2 separate regions of the Homo sapiens genome follow, and region 2 is linked to region 1. A link is a loop called in an ENCODE intact Hi-C map of the cell type or tissue named here. Cell type or tissue: mammary epithelial cell. All regions are shown on one strand. Links, peaks and the distances in the headings refer to the core of each region. The heading gives the core; the rest is flanking DNA.

Region 1 (11,098 bases), core at 4,052-6,551:
GGAGAATTTGAGGATTGTAAAGATTGTCATTTTGTGGTTGGCTTAGAAGAAAACCTCGTAGGGAATCATGTCTCTAAATCTATGAAGCAGAGAAACTGTTCTTAAGTGGGCAAGGACCCGGAAGACTGTTCCTATGGATAATTGTGTATTAGTCCAAAGTGAATAAACCATGTAGGTTTGTATTTGAAGTCCCCAGAAACATTTCCACCAAACAGGAGTGTGAGGTGGTCCTTCTAACCTTTAATTTAATCACCTCTTCTCTACCTGCTAGAATATATTCTCTCAGGCAGCTTTTCCCCAGATTTCATCAATGTGGAAAACTATTAAGGTTGGTAACCTTATTGTTAGTGGGCTCCGCAGAAATGTATGGGGATCTTAGCATCCAGAGTTCACACTCACATCACTGCCCACCAGTTCCTTTGACGTAATGCAGACTGGAACAAGTCCTTGCTATATGATTCCCTCAGGTAGGTCTCCAAGATTCAAAACTGAACCCTGGCTTTTTTCCTAACTACCATCAAACTACCCCATACTCACAGTGATGTAGATAACTCCAAGTGGGCAAACATTCCTATATTTCATCAATCATTTCTTCCTCTTTTTAGCTTACTGTTGACTGCACAAGCAAGGCACTTTTCACAGTATGTAACAAGATTCACTCTTTGGCTTGGAGAAATGTTCTTGCAATTCATTCCATTTGCATGTGCGATGGTCACTGTCTTACATCTTTTTAAATTTTAACTTTTTATTTTGAGATACTTGTAGATGTACATGCAGTTATAAGAAATAATACAGAGAGATCCCATGTATTCTTTACCCAGTTTCCTCTAATGCTAACATTTTGCAAAACCATAATGAAATATTACAAGCAAGATATTGATATTGATACAGTCCAGATACAGAACAGTTCCATCAGCACACAGCTCTATCCTGTTGCCATTATATAGACACATCTACCACCTTATGTCCCATCACCAATTCCTGAACCCTGGCGACAACTAATTTGTTCTCTTTTTCTAAAAGTTTGTCTTTTCAAAATGTTATATAACTAGAATCATACAGTATGTAACCACTTAGGATTTGCTTTTTTCCAAGTTAGTATTAATTCTCTAGAGATTAATCAAAGTCGCTACATGTATAGTCCATTTTTTTGAGCATTTTCTTTTTTTATTATTATACTTTAAGTTCTAGGGCACACGTGCACAATGTACAGGTTTGTTACATGGGTATACATGTGCCATGTTGGTTTGCTGTACCCATCAACTCATCATTTACATTAGGTATTTCTCCTAATGCTATCCCTCCCCCAGCCCCCCAGCCCCCAACAGGCCCCAGTGTGTGATGTTCCCCGCCCTGTGTCCAAGTATTCTCATTGTTCCATTACCACCTAACAGTGAGAACATGTGGTGTTTGGTTTTCTGTCCTTGTGATAGTTTGCTGAGAAAGATGGTTTCCAGCTTCATCCATTTCCCTGCAAAGGACATGAACTCATCCTTTTTTATGGTTGCATAGTATTCCATGGTGTATATGTGCCAAATTTTCTTAATCTTAGTCTATCATTGATGGACATTTGAGCTGGTTCCAAGTCTTCACTATTGTAAATTGTGCCTCAATAAACATATGTGTGCATGTCCTTACAGTAGCATTTATAATCTGTTGGGTATATACCCAGTAATGGGATCACTGGGTCAAATGGTATTTCTAGTTCTAGATCCTTGAGGAATCGCCACACTGTCTTCTACAATGGTTGAACTAATTTACACTCTCACCAACAGTGTAAAAGCGTTCCTATTTCTCCACATCCTCTCCAACATCTGTTGTTTCCTGACTTTTTAATGATCACCATTCTAACTTGCATGAGATGGTATCTCATTGTGGTTTTGATTTGCATTTCTCTGATGACCAGTGATGATGAGCATTTTTTCATGTGTCTGTTGGCTGCATGCATGTCTTCTTTTGAGAAGTGTCTGTTCATATCCTTTGCCCATTTTTTGATGGGGTTGTTGTTTTCTTGTAAATTTGTATAAGTTCTTTGTAGATTCTGGATATTACCCCTTTGTCAGGTGGCTAGATTGCAAAAATTGTCTCCCATTCTGTAGGTTGCTTGTTCACTCTGATGGTAGTTTCTTTTGCTGTGCAGAAGCTCTTTAGTTTAATTAGATCCCATTTGTCTATTTTGGCTTTTGTTGCCGTTGCTTTTGGTGTTTTAGTCATGAAGTCCTTGCCCATGCCTAGGTACTGAATGGTATTGCCTAGGTTTTTCTCTAGAGTTTTTATGGTTTTAGGTCTAACATTTAGGTCTTTAATCCTTCTTGAATTAATTTTTGTATAAGGTGTAAGGAAGGGATCCAGTTTCAGCTTTCTACATATGGCTAGCCAGTTTTCCCAGCACCATTTATTAAATAGGGAATCCTTTCCCCATTTCTTGTTTTTTTCAGGTTTGTCAAAGATCAGATGGTTGTAAATGTGTGGTGTTATTTCTTTTTTTTTTCTGAGACGGAGTCCTGCTCTGTCACCCAGGTTGGAGTGCAGTGGTGAGATCTCGGCTCACTGCAACCTCCGCCTCCCGGGTTCAAGCAATTGTCTGCCTCAGCCTCCTGAGTAGCTGGGATTACAGGCGCCTGCCACCACGCCTGGCTAATTTTTGTATTTTTAGTAAAGACGGGGTTTCACCATGTTGGCCAGGCTGGTCTTGAACTCCTGACCTCATGATCCACCCACCTCAGCCTCCCAAAGTGCTGGGATTACAGGTGTGAGCCTTCAGATGATTTCTTATTGCACATTAATGTCCTCTTCTTTTAGATTGAATAGCTCCCTCGAGCATTTCTTGTAGGACAAGTCTGGTATTGATGAAATCCCCTATCTTTCATTTGTCTGAGAAAGTCTTTATTTCTCCTTCATGTTTGAAGGATATTTTCCCAGATATACTTTTCTAGAATAAAAGTTTTTTCCTCCAGCACTTTAAGTATGTCATGCCACTCTCTTTTGGCCTGTAAGGTTTCCACTGAGAAATCTGCTGCCAGATGTATTGAAGCTCCATTATATGTTATTTGTTTCTTTTCTCTTGATCCTTTTAAAATCGATTCTTTATCCTGACCTTTCAGTCAATGTCTTAAGGTAGTCTTTTTTGAGTTAAATCTGCTCTACAACCTTCTTCTACTTGGATATTGATATTATTCTCTAGGTTTGGGAAGTTCTCCATTATTATCTTTTTGAATAAACTTTCTGCCCCATCTCTCTCTCTCTACCTCCTCTTTAAGGCCAATAACTCTTAGATTTGCCCTTTTGAGACTATTTTCTAGATCTCATAGGCATGCTGCATTCTTTTTTATTCCTTTTTCTTTTGTCTCCTCTGACTGTATTTTCAAATAGCCTGTCTTCAGGTTCGCTAATTCTTTCTTCTGCTCGATGAATTCTGCTGTTGAGAGACTCTGATGCATTCTTCAGGATGTCAATTGCCAATTTCAGCTCCAGAATTTCTACTTCAGTCTTTTTAATAATTTCAATCTCTTTGTTAAATTTATCTCACAAGATTCTGAATACCTTCTCTGTGTTATCTTTGATTTCATTTAGCTTCTTCAAAGCAGCTATTTTAAATTCTCTCTCTGAAAGGTCACATATCTTTGTTTCTCCATGATTGGTGACTAGTGCCTTATTTAGATGAGCTGATGAAGCCATGTTTTCCTGGAGGGTCTTCATGCTTTTGGGTGTCCATCAGTGACTGGGTATTGAAGAGTTGGGTATTTATTCCTGTCTTTGCAGTCTGGGCTTGTTTTTACCCATCCCTCTTGGGAAGGCTTTCCAGGTATTTGAAGGGACTTGGGTGTTGGAGATCTAAGTCTTTGGTCACTGCAGCCACATCTGCATTAGGGGGCACCTCAAGTTCAGTAATGCTGTGGCTGTCACAGACTCATAGAGGTATAACCTTGGTGGTCTTGGGTAAGATCTGGGAGTAGTGCCTGTATTACCAGGCAGAGACTCTTGTTCTCTTCCCTTACTTTCCTTCAAACAAATGGAGCCTCTCTGTACTGAGCTGCCTGGAGCTGGGGGAGGTGTGACACAAGCACTCTTGTGGATACGATAGCAGGGACTGGGCTGGGTTAGACCCAAAGGCAGCACAGCACTGGGTTTCACCCAAGTCCCAGAGTGACCATTGTTTGGCTACTTCCTATTTTACGCAAGGCTCAAGGGCTTTACAATCAGCAGGTGGCAAATCCAGCCAGGCTTGTGTCCTTCCCTTCAGGGCTGCCAGTTCTCTCCAGCTCTGGGTGGGTCCAGAGACACCATCTGTGAACCAGGGCCTAGAGTCAGGAACCTTAGGAATCTACCTGGAGCTCTATTCTACTGTGGTTGAGCTGGCACCCAACCTGCAAGACAAAGTTTGTCCCACTCTCTCCTCCCTTTTCCTCAAGCAGAGGGGTCTCTCCCCATGGCCACCACCACCCCAGACCCATGGTTAAGTATTGCCTGATTAGCACCAATGTTCACTCAAGGCCCAAGGCTTCTTCAGTCAGCTTGTGGTGAGTGCTGCCAAGCCTGGGTCTCTCCCTTCAGAGCAGTTGTCTCCCCTATGGCCCAGGACAGGTGAAGAAATGCTGTCCAGGGCCAAGACCTGGAACTAGGGACTCCACGAACCCACTTGGTGCTCTACCCCACTGCAGCTGAGCTGTTACCCAACCTGCAAGACAAAGTTTACTTTACTCTTCGCTCTCCTTTCCTCAAGCAGGAGGGGTCTCCCCTCATAGCCACCACAGCTGTGAATGTGCTTGATCACACCTGATGCCAGCGTGGCTCTGAGTCTCACCCAAGGCCCACAGCAAGTAGTGCCTGGCTAACACTGCTGATTATTCACAGCCTTCCCTTCAAGTCAATAGACTCCTTTCTGGCCCAAGGTGTGTCTAGAGACCTAGGGCCTGGAATGGGGTCCTCACAACTCTGACTGATGCCCTATACTACTGTGCTGAGCTGGTGTCCCAGACGCAAGGCAAAGTCCTCTTTACTCTCCCCTCTCCTCAAATGGCAGGAAGGAGTCTCTCCTGGAGCTGTGAGCCATACTGCCTGGGGCTAGGGAAGGGGTGGCACAAGCACTCCCTTGGCCACCCTAGCTGGTGTCTCACTAGGTCACATGCACCCCAAGTCCACTGGCTCTCAGCACAGGACAGAATCAAAACTTGCCTAAGAATTGCAGTCCTTGTGGCCTAACCTGCCTTTCAAGTGTATTTGGGATTATAGACCACTTTAGCCTGTGGTGGTGAGGCTTGCTAGAACTTGTGCTCCAACCACTGGAATGGGCAATTTGCCTCTGGCCAGGACTGGTCTATATGCTCTCTTTGTGTGTGCAAGTTGAGTTCTGCCCCTTCTTGCTTTCTGCTGTTACAGGGCAGCATTGAATTGCAATGCAAATTCTCACAATCACTGTGCTCTCCCTCCCCCAAGTACACAGATTCTTTCTCTGTGCTACAGAGCTCCTGCTAGGGGATCGGGAAGGAGTGGCATTGGCAATTCAAGATTGTCTTTCCTACCCTTTTTAGTGCCTCTCTCCTTAATATAATGGTAAAACCAGGTACTGTGATCATTCACCTGATTTTTGGTTCTTATGAAGGTGCTTTTTATTGTGTAGATAGTTGTTTCATTTGGCATTCTTGTTGGGGGGATTATGGCTGGCGGCTTCTATTTGGCCACCTTGCCCCACCTCCCCCTCTTTACCTTTTTTTTAACGGTAAGTCTGCTAGTGACAGATCCCTTTAATCTTCCTTTGTCTGAGAATATCTTTTTTAACGGTAAGTCTGCTAGTGACAGATCCCTTTAATCTTCCTTTGTCTGAGAATATCTTTTTTCCCCTTCATTCCTGAAGGATAGTTTTGCCAGACATAGATTTTGTGATTGACAATTTCTTTTTCAGTACTTGAAAAAGGTGTCATTTCATTTTTCCCTCCATGTTGTCAGAAATCTGCTGTCATTTGAATTGGTGTTTCTCTATAGGAAATGTATTGCTTCTTTCTGATTGATTTCCAGAGTTTTTCTTTGTTTTTAATTCATAAGTTTAATTCTGATATTTCTTAGCTTTGATTGTTGTTGTTTGTTGTGCTTGGGATTTACTCAGTTTCTTGAATTTGTGCGTTTATCTTTTGCTTAATTTGGTTAATTTTCAATCATTATTTCTTCAAATACTCTTTTGGCTCCACTCTTTTATCTTCTCCTTTTGGAGCTCTGATGACATGAAAACTGGATATATTGTTATTGTCCCACAGGTCCTTGAAGGTTTGTTAAATTTTTTCAGTTAATTTCCCTCTTGTTAAGATTGGGCAAATTCTATTAATATGCCCTCAATCTCATTGATGTTATCTTTTGTCATTTCCACTGTACTATTGAGCCCATTCAGTGAATTATTTCTCTTATTATAATAATTTTCAGCTCTTAATTTCCATTTAGTTATTTTTATAACTTGTTTCTTTGCTGAGACTTTATTTTTCATTTGTTTCAAATAACTTGTAATTGCTTGTTTAATCATTTGTATGATTATTGCTTTAAGACTCTTGTCACATATTTTGAACATATGATTCATCTCACTGTTGACATCATTTAAATGTCTTTTTTTTTTCATTCATTCAAGTTGTGATTTTCCTGCTTCCTAATGTAGAATGACTTTCAATTGTGTCTCAGACATTTTGGCTATTACATTAGAAGACTTTGGGTTCCACCTAACTTTTTAATTTTAGCAGGCACTCACCCTGTTTAGATTTAACATGCAAGTCCTGGCCTACTTTTTGGGCTGTGATTCCAATGACAATATCATTTCAGAGCCTTTATGGCACTATTTTTGTCCGTTTGGTTCATCTCTTCCCACTGGGGTCCCACTGATCCCTGCTTATGTTGTTTGAGAGTGCTGAAGAAGCTTGCTCAGGCCAAGCTGCCTGGAGCTTGAAGGTAAAGAAAGGGAGCCTCTTTGCTTCAGAGATGAATGGCATTTCCTGATGCTTGTTATAGAAGCCTCCTCCTGTCTGTGGAGGATGAAGAGTGCCTCTGTAGTTGGGTGCTTATTGTGGTAGGGCTCCTCTGAGTGTCTCTGAGTGGGAGCAATGAGTCTTAAGCCAGCAAGAACAAATAGGCTTCCCAGACTGGGTGCATCTCGTGGCAGTCTTCCTCACTGTCTGTGGGAAATGGAGAGCGCCTCCCAGGCCACACACTTATTGTGGCATAATCTCACTTGTCAATCCCTCCACTTCCCCACACAACCCTCAACATACGTGGTATCTCTAAGGGGCAGAGAGGAGCCTCAAGGCCAGTGGGAAACGAGAATGCTTTCCCAGCTAGCACTTGCTATGTCATAATCCCCTTTGCCAATGCCAGTAGTGGTGTGGTGTCACTGGGTGAGTGAGGTTGTAGAGTGCTTATGGTCACTTCTGGTCAGGATGGTCGCTTATTTTCAGTGTGGCTTCTGATTGATTCCCCTTGCTGGTCCTGCTAGGTATGCATAATGTTGTTGTTGGGACTCCTCTTCCATCTGGGGGACAAATGAGCTTACATTAGCTGCCCTTTCTCTTAATAGGTTAGAGATTGGGGAAGTGCCACCTCTGTGTGTCCTTCTTGGCTTTCTTCTGTTGGGTGATAGTTCATAAGATGCCCTGCCACGATGATGTTCCTCCAGTCCTGTAGTCCCTCTTCCACCTTTCAGAGCATTTCTCTGGTTGTCTCTTGAGTTAGTTTCAGGATTTATAGTTATACTTAGCAGGGAGAAAGGAATAGAGGTAGGTCTCTACCATCTTGTTCAGACCATAAATCTCATCTTTCTTTTTAATCTCTGTTTTAGTGATCTTTAGTAATCTTACAATTCTCTTTACTATCACTTTTAACTTTTTCAGCTTTTGTACTCAACAGATATTAAAGAGTTAATAATATTTGTAAAACACCTTAGAATCCAGTACAAAATCAACAAATATGCATCCATATAACAAATACTGTGAGAACAGATACTAAAATGTTGGTATGTAAACACTTAAAACACAGTACTTTTGTTGGAATAAGTCTTTATTCCCGTATAAGCTTGTAAGTAAGGAAGATTTACATATTTGCAATTATAGTGATCTTTTATTTAGTTCTTAGTGTACTCAGATAATGCTAAGGTCTTTAATATATTACATCACGGACTCTTGACAATAACCATATATGGTAGTGTAGTGAGTTGAATAGTGTCCCTCCAAAATGATAGTCCAATTCCTAACCCCCAGTACCAGTGAACATGACTTTATTTGGAAAAAGGGTCTTTGCAGATGTAATTAAGTAAAGGATTTCAAGATGAGATCATCCTGGACTATGGTGGGCTCTAAATCCAATGACTGGTGTCTTAATAAGAGGAAGGAGAGAGATTTGAGACACAGAGAAATAAGGTCATGTGAAGATGGAAGCAGAGATTGAAAGTATGTTGTTGCAAGCCAAGAAAAGTCAAGGGTTGCCATTAACCACCAGAAGCCAGGAGTGAAGCGTGGAATGGATTTTCCCTCAGAGCTTTCAGAAGAAACCAATCCTGCCAACTTCTTGATTTTGGACTTCTGTCCTTCAAAAATGTGAGAGAATAAATTTCTACAGTTTTAAGCCAGTAAGTTTGTAATAATTTGTTATGGCAGAGCTAGGTCACGAGTACAGGTAGTATTATAAATCTCCATTTTACAAATGAGGAAACAGGATCAGGAATGTTAAGTGACTGGCATAAGTTACACAGCTAGTAAGAAGTGGAGCTGGGAATTAAGCTGGAGACTATCTACTGCAAAGCTTTTATTTTTCAACCTTAACCTTTTAAAATTTCATTGATAACAAGTTAAAAACAGCATCATAACCTCCACACTTCTCACTCCTCTAACCCTTCCTCCAGGGACCTCTCCCTATCTCAAGACATCCATTCCTCTTACAGACTCTGAGTTCTTCTATCTCACGGCAAATTAAACTGGTTCTAGGGGAGAGGGCAGTGTTTAACACAAAGGCAAAACCTCTGATAAGGAGTCTTCAGATCACGAGCAACAGATCAGAGGTAGAGATGGTTTTAGGCAGAACAGGGCCTGTCAGTTCACATCATCCATGGTGATGCCTTGTTTCAACCACACTTAAAGCTAGCACATCCATCGTTTTGAGGATTAGGCTGCAGAAAAAGACATTTGCCTCATGGAACTCAGTCTGTGGACATTGAAAGTAAGTAAGGGCTGTCATCCAATTCACCCCCTGCCAAGAAACCTTGTATCAGGTGCTGGGGAGGAAAGCAGCAGTTGTTACTTCCCTGTGGATCATCTAAAAGTGTTTCTTTGTTAATAGGATGTCATTAAACATTATGCACACTTGGCTGGATATTAAAATTATAGATGAAAACATTTTTTTAAAAATGTGTGCATGTAAAAATAAGCTCATGTGTGAGAACAGAGTGGCTAAGCAGCAGACGGCACACTCTGGGGCTGGGGGCCCTGATGCCATGTGTGTCACCAAATTTGGTTTCACTAAGTCATTTCAATATCAAATAGTGAGAGCACCTACTGTGTGGCAGGCCTTGTTCTGAGTGATTCTCTGCTTGGTGTCAGCTACACTGGATACATTCTTAACTCACCATTCTCTGAATATAACTAAGATAAACAGAATGTCACTTTTTTCTTGCTTCTTTTGGCAGGAATTAGGAAAAAATAGGAACAGATAATTATACACTAGAGCCAAATAGACCTGAGACTGAATTCTGTTTTAACCTTGACCTTTCCAAATGGAATATTTCACATTCATTCAGCTAACAACCTTGAACAAATGGCTCAGTGGTTAAAAGTCAGAGAAAGAATTAACAACAGTCAGTTATTTTCTGAAAGACTAGCCAAAGAATAGTTTCCAAAATACTAATTACTTAAATCTTGCTGGAAAAAAATATTCAAACACATTTTTAAGTTTTATTGTTTGGATCAACACGGACATAAGAAAATTATCAGTGTACTTATATCTTATGATTATATGAGTCTTTGCCTCAGAATAATTCTCTCTGAGAACTTTAAGGAACAAAATATTTCCTTAGTAGCAAAACATTTCATGTGGCAAGAGCCTCACTGAGTAAAGTTCAGTGTGAGAGTAGAACCCGGTGCCATGATTGTACAACTTCTACAGCTTGTCTTGTGGTCTAGTCAGTCATGGAGAAGGTCCCCCATTCTAGAACAGACCCAATGTAAAGCCATTCTTTGGATTCCAATCTGCCATAGGCTGTCTGTAAAATATGGCATGCTTGAAGTTGGGCTGGAGGTTGACTCTGAAAGATAATGCTTCAACAACACATCTAATATCAGAAGTAGGAATATTCTTGATGATAAAGAGCTTTTTGAAAGGGTCTGTTGCATGATTGAATGATGATGGTGAAGCCTGCCTTGAATTTTATGGGGTTATCTGCCATTTGATACATGCAAGCAACAAGGATCTCCTAGGTCTGAAGGAATAGCATAAATAAAAAAGAAAAAGGTATAGATAATTACAATAATTTTTATTTGCCTAGATGAGTGGTAGACATTTATGTAATATTACTAGCATAAATCTACAAAACTCCTTTAGTGAGTCTTAGATGCCATCAGACAGAAATGATTTTACCTTGAGGGTGAGGTGAGGGGGTGCACTATGTACCAGTGAGCAAGTAAAGCTCAAAAAAGGTGGTCTTCTTCCTGAGTATCGATTTTACTTACATTTGAGAAAAGCTATTATTTTTACTAGAGTGTGGCACCCTATCAGAGCTTATGTATTTCTTCTCCAGTGGAAGAAGCAATCAGCTGTCTGCCACACACAGACAGCTAGATCCTCATAGAAGGGGTTTTGGAAGGGTTCCTTTTCATTAAGCCAATGGAAGGCAAGCCTAGGAAAAAGATATTGTGAGGACTCATTTAACTCAGCAAAGCAAACTTCTACTTCTTATTACCTAGTTCAGGTAGAGTCCTGGGAGGTGGTAGAAAATTTTGCATGAGGAGTTATGGGGTCCTCCATTTCCTTCTCTGCTATTCTTGGTCAGAGGGTTTCCAGCTTTAATCCATAAGCAGATACTTATGCACTGGCCATGCTTGGAAGTTGTCAGGAGGCTGACCTGCATGCTTCTCAGTCA
Region 2 (11,098 bases), core at 2,909-5,408, 97 kb before region 1:
ACATTTACGGGGTACATGAAAATTTTTTACAAGTATATAATGTGTAGTGATCAAGTCAGGATATTTAGGGTATCCATTGCCTGAGCACAATACATTTTTTTTGAATATAGTCATCCTACTCTGCTATCAAACATGGAATGGAATTTATCTTTTCTATCTTATTGTAATGTTTGTGCCCACCTAAAAAGAATATTTTCTTTTTTTTTTTTTTTTTTTTTTTTGTTGCCCAGGCTGGAGTGCAGCGGCGTGATCTCGGCTCACTACAACCTCCACCTCCCGGGTTCAAGCGATTCTTCTGCTTCAGCCTTCTCCTGAGCAGCTGGGATTACAAGTGCGCACCATCATGCCTGGCTAATTTTTGTATTTTTAATAGAGACGGGGTTTCTCCATGTTGGCCAGGCTCGTCTCAAACTCCTGACCTCAGGTGATCTGCCCACCTCGGCCTCCCGAAGTGCTGGGATTACAGGTGTGAGCCACTGCACCCAGCCTAAAGAGAATATTTTCTCAATTAAAAATACTATAGTCTTCAGAAAAGAATCAATTAAAGTGATGAGAAATTTCAAATATATTAACTACAAACTGCAACTTTGAAAAATATTGCAGGCAATTTTATTAAGTTCTACAGAGAAATGTCAGTAACATGGTATTAGAAATAAATATAGCTGATAAACAGATTAAAGTTTATGAATATATACCAAGAATAATTATTCTGCTTATGTAATTTTAATTTTGGAAAACCATTTTGAAAAGTTTGTTACATGAAATGTTATTTTTAAAAGAATTTCATATTTGAAAATAGTTTGAATATATAATTTTTAAGTATTTTCAATGCAATTAGTCCAATTTTCTGATCAATAAATATCTTTTAAAAGTATGTAACTTTATTGTTTTCATTTCAAAATGTTTCAGTTTGGAAATTATACAATCATCCTACATAACCAGGCAACACAAATCACATAAAAATACGTATGCCCTCAGCGACACTGTGCTATCTTCTAACTAGGTTTCCTTCTGTGTGTACTTAAGTGTGTGTGATATCAAAAATTCACGTGAATGGCTTTATATTTGACTTGATGACCCAGAGTACTATTGAGCAAGAAATAGCATTGCCCTGGGTATGCTATTTGATCAGAATCTACCTTGTCTGTCATTCCTTCTTGCATACTTGCTTTCTGTTTTTCTGAACTTCTCTGACTATAAGGTTCTATCTGTTTTCTTTTCTTGCTTGTACTTTGTCAGAAAACTAATTTGCAGTCATTCATACTAGTATTTACTGAGTGAGGTGATTCTAACATCATGTAGAAACAGTTGAATCAAATCCTACCATACCATTGATTAACTGGGTAAACTTTGGTAAATCACTTAATGTCTCTAAATGCGATGTTCTTATTTGTGAGACATGGATGATAATATCTGCCATGTACATTGTTGCAAGTATTTTAAAAATGATATTTGTAAGCATTTAAAAATATTATATTTTAAAATATAATATAATTAATATAAATATATTATATTTTAAAATATAATATAAATATATTATAAATATATTTATATTTATAATATAATATATTTATATTATATTATATATAATTATATTATATTATATATATTATATATTATATATAATATAATATAATTATATTATATTATAATATATATATTTATATATATTAATATATAAATATAATATAAATATATTATATTTTAAAATATAATATAAATATATTATATTTTAAAATATAATATAATATAAATATATTATATTTTAAAATATAATATAATATAAATATATTATATTTTAAAATATATTTCAAAATATAATATAATATAAATATATTTTAAAATATAAGATAATATAAATATATTATATTTTAAAATATAATATTTTAAAATATAATATAATATAAATATATTATATTTTAATATATATTTCAAAATATAATAAAATATAAATATATTATATTTCAAAATATAATAAAATATAAATATATTATGTTTTAAAATATAATATTTCAAAATATAATATAAATATATTAAATTTTAAAATATAATATTTCTTAAAATATTATATTTTAGGAAAATATAATATTTTTATACATTAAAATCATACAACTAATTGGATGTGTGTTCACTTTAAATTAAAGTTGACTAAGCTCATCTGGGCTTTGAGGGTGACTGGCCAACTGACTTTATTTCTCTGGTCAATTTGTCCTCCAGTTCTTTTCAATAATTCATGCATTCTCAACTCTCTTCTCAGATCTCTGCTGTTCTTCACCTCCTTTATTTTAACAGATGACAGTTTGCACTTTGCAGAGAAAATAGAAGCCATCCCATCAACTTCCTGTCATATTTACAAGCTCACCGGCAACACATTAAATCCTCCCCCTTCTCACTTATTACCATGGTTGCGGGAAGGGTAGTTCTCTTTCAATGAAAGGACAATCTCTCCACTTCTTTCTGCATCAGCTCCCTTCTCACTTTCCCAGAAACTTAATATGATCCAAAGATATCTCTCTCCATGCTGGATATCTTCTCTTTGTCCCAAAGCAATTCTCTATCCTTCTCCACTGTGCTCCATACCCAGGAAGGGCTGATCTTAATAGACTATGTCAATGGTCCTTCTGGCCCTCTGCCTTTGAGTTGGATTAGACCAAGGGGAGGCCCTAACAAGATATTAAGGGGGATCTTATGGTCTTTCGTGTTTTGGCTGACTTTCTCAACTGAAGTTGACATCACCTATTAGGCAGCCCTTTCCTATAGCTAGTCTCTGTAATTAATGATAACTGTTCCCCCCTTACCCCCTAGAGCCTAATGGTAGTAATGTTTCTCTTGTTGTTGCTAAGCATGGGCTGCATCAACATCCTTTGTTGATTTTCCTATCCCTTGCCGACAACTTTGTAAATATTCTGTTTATTAAACTCTTCTCATTTACCTAATTTAAGTGTGCCATATGTTTCATGACACCATCTTGAACACAGTTCAAGATGTGTCACCATCTTGAAAACACTTGTCCCTCAGTATCTATGGGAGAATGCTAAAATTCATGGAGGCTCAAGTCCCTTATATAAAATGATATACTATTTGCATATAATCTATGCACATCCTCCAGTATACCCCAAATCATCTCTAGATTATATATTATACCTAATACAATATAAATTCTATATAATAATTGTTATACTGTATTGTTTAGAGAGTAATGACAAGAAGAAAAGATTGTACATGTTCATTACAGATGCAACCATCCTTTTTTTTCAAGTATTTTCTGACCCACAGTTGGCTAAATCCATGGATGTGGAAACCATGGATATGGAGGGCCGATTGTACAGTCCTTTATGTTCAAATTCATTCCTGAATACTTCCTATCCACATTTAAAACTATTCCAGTGAAACTTCTCTTGTTAAAGTTGCCAGTAACCATCATATTCCTAAAAACTATGGACAATTTGAAATCCTCATCTTGGTCTCTGTCACAATTTTGGCTGGTTCACATCTACACCCCTTTCTACATCTGGGGAGCCCACCTTTGAGAAGCTTCTGAGAGAGGTAGATATCTGCTCCAGCATAGATGCACAGACATAGAAAACAATAGATTTTCAAACTCTATGTGGCAGATACCATACAGGCCCAAGACTCAAGTGTTCCTAACTGGGACTTCACCTCTGAAGTCAGTAACAAGTGGAAGCCATGACAGCTTAGACAGGGTTTCACAAACTGTCTGTGCTGAAGGACTAGGATTAAAAAATTTCCAATCTTCTGAAGACATATACTTTTATAATAGGCAATAAAAAACAAATCATTAGAAAAATAACACATTAAAATGTCCTAAAACTAAAAACCCCAATTTTATACAATTGGGTTCTCAAGAGAGAAAATTACTCTGTCAAAGTACTATAAAATTTCTAAATGTTTATTTTCAATTTCTGTGCTGGTTACATAGTAACATTTCAGATACCACCTGTGAGTGGCAGTTGTTTATACTTCATTCTTGGAGGAAGATAGTGGTAGGAATATGATGCTCAGCAGCAGAGCAGTAGGAGAGGCATATTAACCAGATCTTTCCTGCCATTCACTTGGCACTTTCTGGCTGCTGAATCCCTCACCCCACTTGATTTTGTTCACTCTTCAAACTGGGCTCTCCAGCCTTTTTTTGTGGATTCTGTGAACTACTCAATATCTTTCCAATAAAAATATCTTTACTACTATGCACATTTTAACAATATTAATTCTTCCAATCTATGAGCAAGATATCTTTCCATTTTGTGTGTGTCTTCTTCAGTTCCTTCCATCAATGTTTTACAGTTTTCATTGTAGAGATCTTTCACTTCCTTGGTTAAATTTATTTCTAGATATTTTATTTTTTGTAACTATTATAAATGGAATTACTTTCTTGATATCATTTTTAGATACTTTGTTATTGGTGTATAAAAATGCTACTGAATTTTATACTTTGACTTTGCATCCTTTAACTTTACTGAACTCAGTTATTAGTTCTAACAGTTTTTTGGTGGTTTTCTATATACAAAATCAAGTCATTTGCAATCAGGAACAATTTGACTTCTTTCTTTCCTATTTGGATGGAGCACTAAATATGGAAAGGAAAGATCATTACCAGCCACTAAAAAAACACACTGAAGTACCCAGACCAGTGACACTATAAATCAACCACACAAACAAGTCTGCATAATAACCAGCAAACATCATGATGACAGGGTCAAATCCACACATATCAATAATACTAACCTTGAATGTAAATGGGCTAAATGCCCCAATAAAAAGGCAGAGTGGAAAGCTGGATAAAGAACCAATACCCACTGGTATGCTGCCTTCAAGACACCCATCTCACATACAATGACACCCATGGGCTCCAAATAAAGGGATGGAGAATAATCTACCAAGCAAGTGGAAAACAGAAGCAGGGGTTGCAATCCTAATTTCAGACAAAAAAAGACTTTAAATCAACAAAGATTTTAAAAAAAGACAAAGAAAGTTATTACATAAAGGTAAAGGGTTCAATGCAACATGGAGATATAACTATCATAAATATATATGCACTCAACACAGGGGCACCCAGATACATAAAGCAAGTTCTCAAAGACCTTCAAAGAGACTTAGACTCCTACACAATAATAGTGGGAGTCTTCAACACCCCACTGAAAGACAGATCATTGAGGCAGAAAATTAACAAAGGTATTCAGGACCTGAACTCAGCACTGGATCAAATGGACCTGATACACATCTACAGAACCCTCCACCCCGAAACAACAGAATATACATTCTGCTCAATCCACATGGCATGTAACTCTAAAATTGACCACACAATTGGGCATAAAACAACCCTTAGCACATGCAGAAGAACTGAAATCATACCAACCACTTGGACCACGACACAATAAAATTAGAAATTAAATATAAAGAATTGCTCAAAACCAGACAATTGCATGGAAATTGAATAACCTGCTCCTGAATGACTTTGGGGTAAATAATGAAATCAAGGTGGAAATCAAGAAGTCATTTGAAACTAATGAAAACTAAGATACAACATACCAGAATCTCTGGGACACAGCCAAGTCAGTGTTAAGAGGGAAATTTATAGCACTAAAGGCTCACATCAAAAACCATGAGACATAAAAAATAAATAAAAATAAATAAATTCCTGAATACATATACCCTCCCAAGATTGAATCAGGAAGAAATTGAATCCCTGAACAGACCAATAACAAGCTGCAAAATTGAATCAGTAATAAATAGCCTATCAAAGCCCAGGGCCAGACAATTCAGCCCAGGACAGCTGAATTTTACCAGAGGTACAAAGAAGAGTTGGTACCATTTCTACTGAAACTATTCCAAAAGACTGAGAAGGAGGGACTCCTTTCTAATTCATTCTTTGAGGCCAGGATCATTTGACTACAAAAATCTGGCAGAGACACAATGGAAAAAGAAAACATCAGGCCAATTTCCTTGATGAACATCAATGCAAAAATCCTCAACAAAATACTGGCAAACTGAATTCAGCAGCACATCAAAAAGCTTATCCACCATGAACAATTAGGCTTTATCCTTGGGATGCAAGGTTAGTTTAATGTACACAAATCAATAAATGTAATTCATCACATAAACACAATTAAAGACAAAAACCACATGATTATCTCAATAGATACAGAAAATGCTTTTGAAAAAGTTCAACGCCCCCTCATGTGAAAAACTCTCAATAAACAAGGTATTGAAGAAACATACCTCAACATAATAAGAGCCCACATATGACAAACCCACAGCCAACATCATACTGAATGGGCGAAGGCTGGAAGCATTCCTTTTGGAAACCTGCACAAGACAAGGATGCCCTCTCTCACCACCTCTATTCAACACAGTATTGGAAGTCCTGGCCAGAGCAATCAGCCAAGAGAAAGAAATAAAGGGCATCCAAATAGGAAGAGAGGAAGTCAAACTATCCCTGTTTCCAGACAACATGATCCTGTATCTAAGAAATCCCATTGTTTTGGCTCCAAAGTTCCTTAAACTGATAACTTCAGCAAAGTCTTAGGATACAAAATCAATGTGCAAAAATCACTAGCATTTCTATACACCAACAGCAGTCAAGCTGAGAGCCAAATCAGGAATGAAATCTCATTCACAAAATTCTCAATTGCCGAAAACAGAATAAAATGCCTAAGAATACAGCTAACCAGGGAAGCGAAAGATCTCTACAAGGAGAACAATAAAATACTGCTGAAATAAATCAGAGATGACACAAACAAATGAAAAAACATTCCATGCTCATGGATAGGAAACATCAACATTGGGCTGGGCATAGTGGCTCATGCCTGTAATCCCAGCACTTTGGGAGGCCAAGGTGGGTGGATCACCTGAGGTCGGGAGTTCGATACCAGCCTGGCCAACATGGTGAAACCCCGTCACTACTAAAAATACAAAAATTAGCCGGGCATGGTAGCACACGTCTGTAATCTCAGCTACTTGGGAGGCTGAGGCACGAGAATTGCTTGAACCTGGGAGGCGGAGGTTGCAGTGAGCTGAGATTGCGCCATTGAACTCCAACCTGGGAGAGAGTGAGACTCCATCTCAAAACAAAACAAACAAACAACAACAAAAAAACACACAAAAATCAATGTTGTTAAAATGGCCATACTGCCCAAAGCAATTTATAGATTCAATGCTATTTCTATCAAACTACCAATAACATTCTTCACTGAACTAGAAAAAATATATGGAATGACAACAAAAAAGAGCCCAAATAGCCAAGGCAATCCTAAGCAAAAGAAAAAAAAAACACAAAGCTGGAGGTGTTACGCTACCCAACATCAAATACCACAGGGTTACAGTAACTGAAAGAGTATGGTACTGGTACAAAAACAGACAGAGCAGTGAAACAGAATAGAGAGCCCAGAAATAAGGCTGCGCAACATCTACAACCATCTGACCTTTGACAAAGTGGACAAAAACAAGTAATGGGGAAAGGATTCCCTATTCAATAAATGGTGCTGGTGTAAGTGCCTAGCCATATGCAAAAGATTGAAACTGGACCCCTTCCTTACACCATATGCAAAAATCAACTCAAGATGGATTAACAACTTACACGTAACACCCAAAAGTATAAAAACCCCAGAAGACAACCTAGGCAATACCATTGTGGACATAGGAACAGGCAAAGATTTCATGACAAAGATGCCAAAAGCAATTGCAACAAAAGGAAAAATTGAGAAATAGGATCTAATTAAACTTAAGAGCTTCTGCACAGCAAAAGAAACAATTAACAGAGTAAACAGACAACCTACAGAATGGGAGAAAATTTTTGCAAGCTATGCATCTGACAAAGGTCTGATATCCAGCATCTATAAGGAACTTAAATTTACAAGAAGAAAACAAACAACCCCATTAAAAAGTGGGCAAAGGAGATGAACAGACAATTTTGAAAAGACATACATGTGGCCAAAACAAGCATATGGAAAAAAGCTCAACATTACTGATCATTAGAGAAATGCAAATCAAGACCACAATGAGACAGCATCTCACACCAGTCAGAATGGCTATTATTAAATAGTCAAAAAATAACAGATGCTGGCAAGATCTTGGAGAAAAGGGAGTGCTTAAACACTGTTGGTGGAAGTGTAAATTAGTTCAACCATTGTGGAAAACAGTGTAGTGATTCCTTGAAGGCCTAAAAACAGAACTACCATTCAACTCAGCAATCCCATTACTGGGTATGCACCCAAAGGCATACAAATTGCTCTCTCATAAAGACACAGGCTCACATGTTTATTGCAGCACTATTCACAATAGCAGAGACATGGAATCAACCTAAACACCCATCCATGGTAGACTGAGTAAAGAAAATGTGGCACATATGCACCATGGAATACTATGCAGCCATAAAGAATGAGATCATGTTCTTCACACGAACATGAATGGAGCTGGAGACCACTATCCTCAGCAAACTAACACAGAAACAGAAAATCAAATATTGCATGCTCTTGCTTATAAGTGGGAGCTGAATGATGAAAACACATAGAAACCTAGAGAGGAACAATAGACATTGGAACCTATCAGAAAGTGGAGGATGGGAAGAGGGAGAGGATCAGGAAAAATCCTCATATGCTTAATACTTAGGTGATGAAATAATCTGTACAACAAACTTCCATGGTAGAAGTTTACCTATATAACAAACGTGCACCTATAACCTTGAACTTAAAATAAAATTTTAAAAAATACAACTATCATATAATCTAGTAATCCCACTGCTGTGTATATATACAAAGGAAATGAAATCAATATGTCAAAAAATATCTTCGCTCCTATGTTTATTGTAGCAGTATTGTCAGTAGCCAAGATGTAGAATCAAACTAAATGTCCATCAGTAAATAAATGGATAAAGAAAATGTGGTATATGTATAGAATGGAATACTAATCAGCCATAGAAAATGATAAAATAATCTCACTCATATATGGAGCCAGAAAGTTGTTCTCATAGAAATAGAGAATAGAATAGTAGTTACAAGAAAATGGAGAGGGTGGGGAAAATAAGGGGAGGGTGTGAGGCTGGTCAATGGGGAGGAATAAGTTCTGGTGTTCTATTGTAGAGCAGGATGGTTAGAGTTAACAAAAATGTATATTTCAAAATAGCTAGAAGGAAGTTTTTGAATGTTCTTATTACAAAGAAGTGATAAATGCTTTAGGTGATGGATATGTTAATTACCCTGATTTGATCATTACACAGTGTATACATATGTCAAAACATAACATTGCACCCCATAAATATGTATAATTTTTTAAAAGTTTAAAATGTTTCTACTAAGATTACTCACAACTGTTGTTGATAATCTGTGGCCAAGAGCCCTGACAAGCCCAAATACTTATCTGCAAGATTTCCAATAGGATTATGTGAGCTAATGGGAATAAAGTACTTATATAAAGCCTAGATCTCAATAGTAGCTCATTAAGTAATGTGGTGGGCAGACCTCATGGTGACCCCCAATGATTTCCACCTCCTGGGATTCATGCCTTTTTGTAGTCACCTTTTTTTGAGTGCCAACAGAACCTATTACTTGCTTCTAATCTATAGATTATGGCAAAGATGGTGGAATGTCACTCCCATGAGTACATTATGTTATGTAGGATTTTCCTTGCTGGTTTGATAACGTAAATGGTCATACGAGAAGTACAGGTAGCCAGGAATTTGGAGAGGGGTGTGCCTCTAGGACCCAAGGGCAGCCTCTAGCCAGTAGTCATTAAAAAGCAGAGGCCCTCAATCCTATAGCCAGAAGGAAATAAATTCTGCCCAAAATCTGAGGGACTTTGGAAGTGGATTTTTCTCCAGTGGAGCCTCTGATGAGAACTCATACCTGGCCAAGACCTTTATGCAGCCAGTGAGAGACATGAAGCAGTGTGCTCAGCTAAACTGTGCCTAGACTTTTTATCTATGAAAACTTGAGGTAAAGAATGTGTGTTCTTTAAGCTGTTAAGTTTGTGGTAATTTGTTATGCAGCAATAGAGAACTAATACTGGTTGCAACAATTTTTATTACAATTTCTTAAAGAAATAATTGTGAATATTAGCCCTAGTAACTATAGGGTACTTGACTAAAAATAAATACCACCTTCCCAGCCACCCAGTACAAAATCTTGAAAAAAAGTCAGAGTATGGATACCTTTCAAAGACATAGTGAAAACATCAACCCAATGATGAAATTTATCTGGAGTCTCCACTTAAAATTTTTTAAAAAATACATGGAACTTGATGGTTGGGTGCAGTGGCTCACACCTGTAATCCCAGCATTTTGGGAGACTGAGGCAAGAAAATCGCTTGAGGCCAGGAGTTCGAGACCAGCCTTACCAACATACTGAGACTCCCCCCCCATCTCTAAACATATTTAAAAAGTAAAAAAATTTAAAATGAAAAAGAAATGGAACTTGGTATAAGTGCCCAAGAAGGTTGTTTTGATGTCTACTGAAGCTGAACATATGCCTACCCTATGATCTTACAATTCCATTCTTGGTTATACATTCTGAAAAAAATGACTGCTTACTTCTATCAAAAGGCACGTAAAAGAATATTTACAACAGCACTATTATTAATAACTTTAAACTGGAAACTGCTTAAATGGCTATCAACAGCAGAATAAATTGTGGTATATTTTCACAATGGAATACTAGACAGCAGCAAAAATGAATGACCTTCAACTGAACACAGCAATAAATGGATAAACAAATAAGTGGATTTTACAAGGATAATACTGAGCTGAAAAAGCCAAATACTAAACACATTGTATAGCTCCATTTACATAAAGTTAAATGAAGAGAGAATGGTTACCCCTAGAGGAGTAGCATCTGGAAGAGGCACAAGAGTGGGTTCTGGGATGTTGGTGATGCTGTACTTTTTGATCTGGGAGTTGGTTCCATGTGAAGCAGGAAAATAGGTTTTGGAGACAGGGAACCTAAGGCCAATTCACACTTCAGCTATGACATGAAATATCCTCTATATAGGGTGTACATTGAGTAAATGACTTTGTAACTTTACTTAATGCTCTCTATTTACATAGGGTGTACACCAAGTAAACAATGGAATTCTCTAGAGGGTATTTAAA

The links. A loop is a pair of places that touch in the nucleus more often than their neighbours do. Peaks named below come from ENCODE experiments on the same cell type or tissue, not always from the same donor. Only the 100,000 strongest peaks of a DNase experiment are listed, where the experiment ranks them.
Region 2: a loop joins it to region 1, with 2.7 times the contacts of the local background. A loop is called at or near these places in 2 of 110 quality-filtered maps.

Annotation. Positions count from the first base shown.
Region 1 is chrX:45,429,103-45,440,200 of GRCh38, forward strand. No RefSeq gene overlaps it. Among named protein-coding and RNA genes, the nearest start is that of LINC01204, 71 kb to the right of the region's middle. In mammary epithelial cell, for the core only: no CTCF peak of the experiment used is centred there; a DNase peak (open chromatin) is centred at 5,299; H3K27ac peaks cover 1,745 bases.
Region 2 is chrX:45,333,044-45,344,141 of GRCh38, forward strand. It overlaps LOC105373191 (a long non-coding RNA gene), which reads left to right. Exons shown (of 3, transcript XR_002958824.2): 3 at 231-874. Among named protein-coding and RNA genes, the nearest start is that of DIPK2B, 140 kb to the left of the region's middle. In mammary epithelial cell, for the core only: no CTCF peak of the experiment used is centred there; no DNase peak of the experiment used is centred there.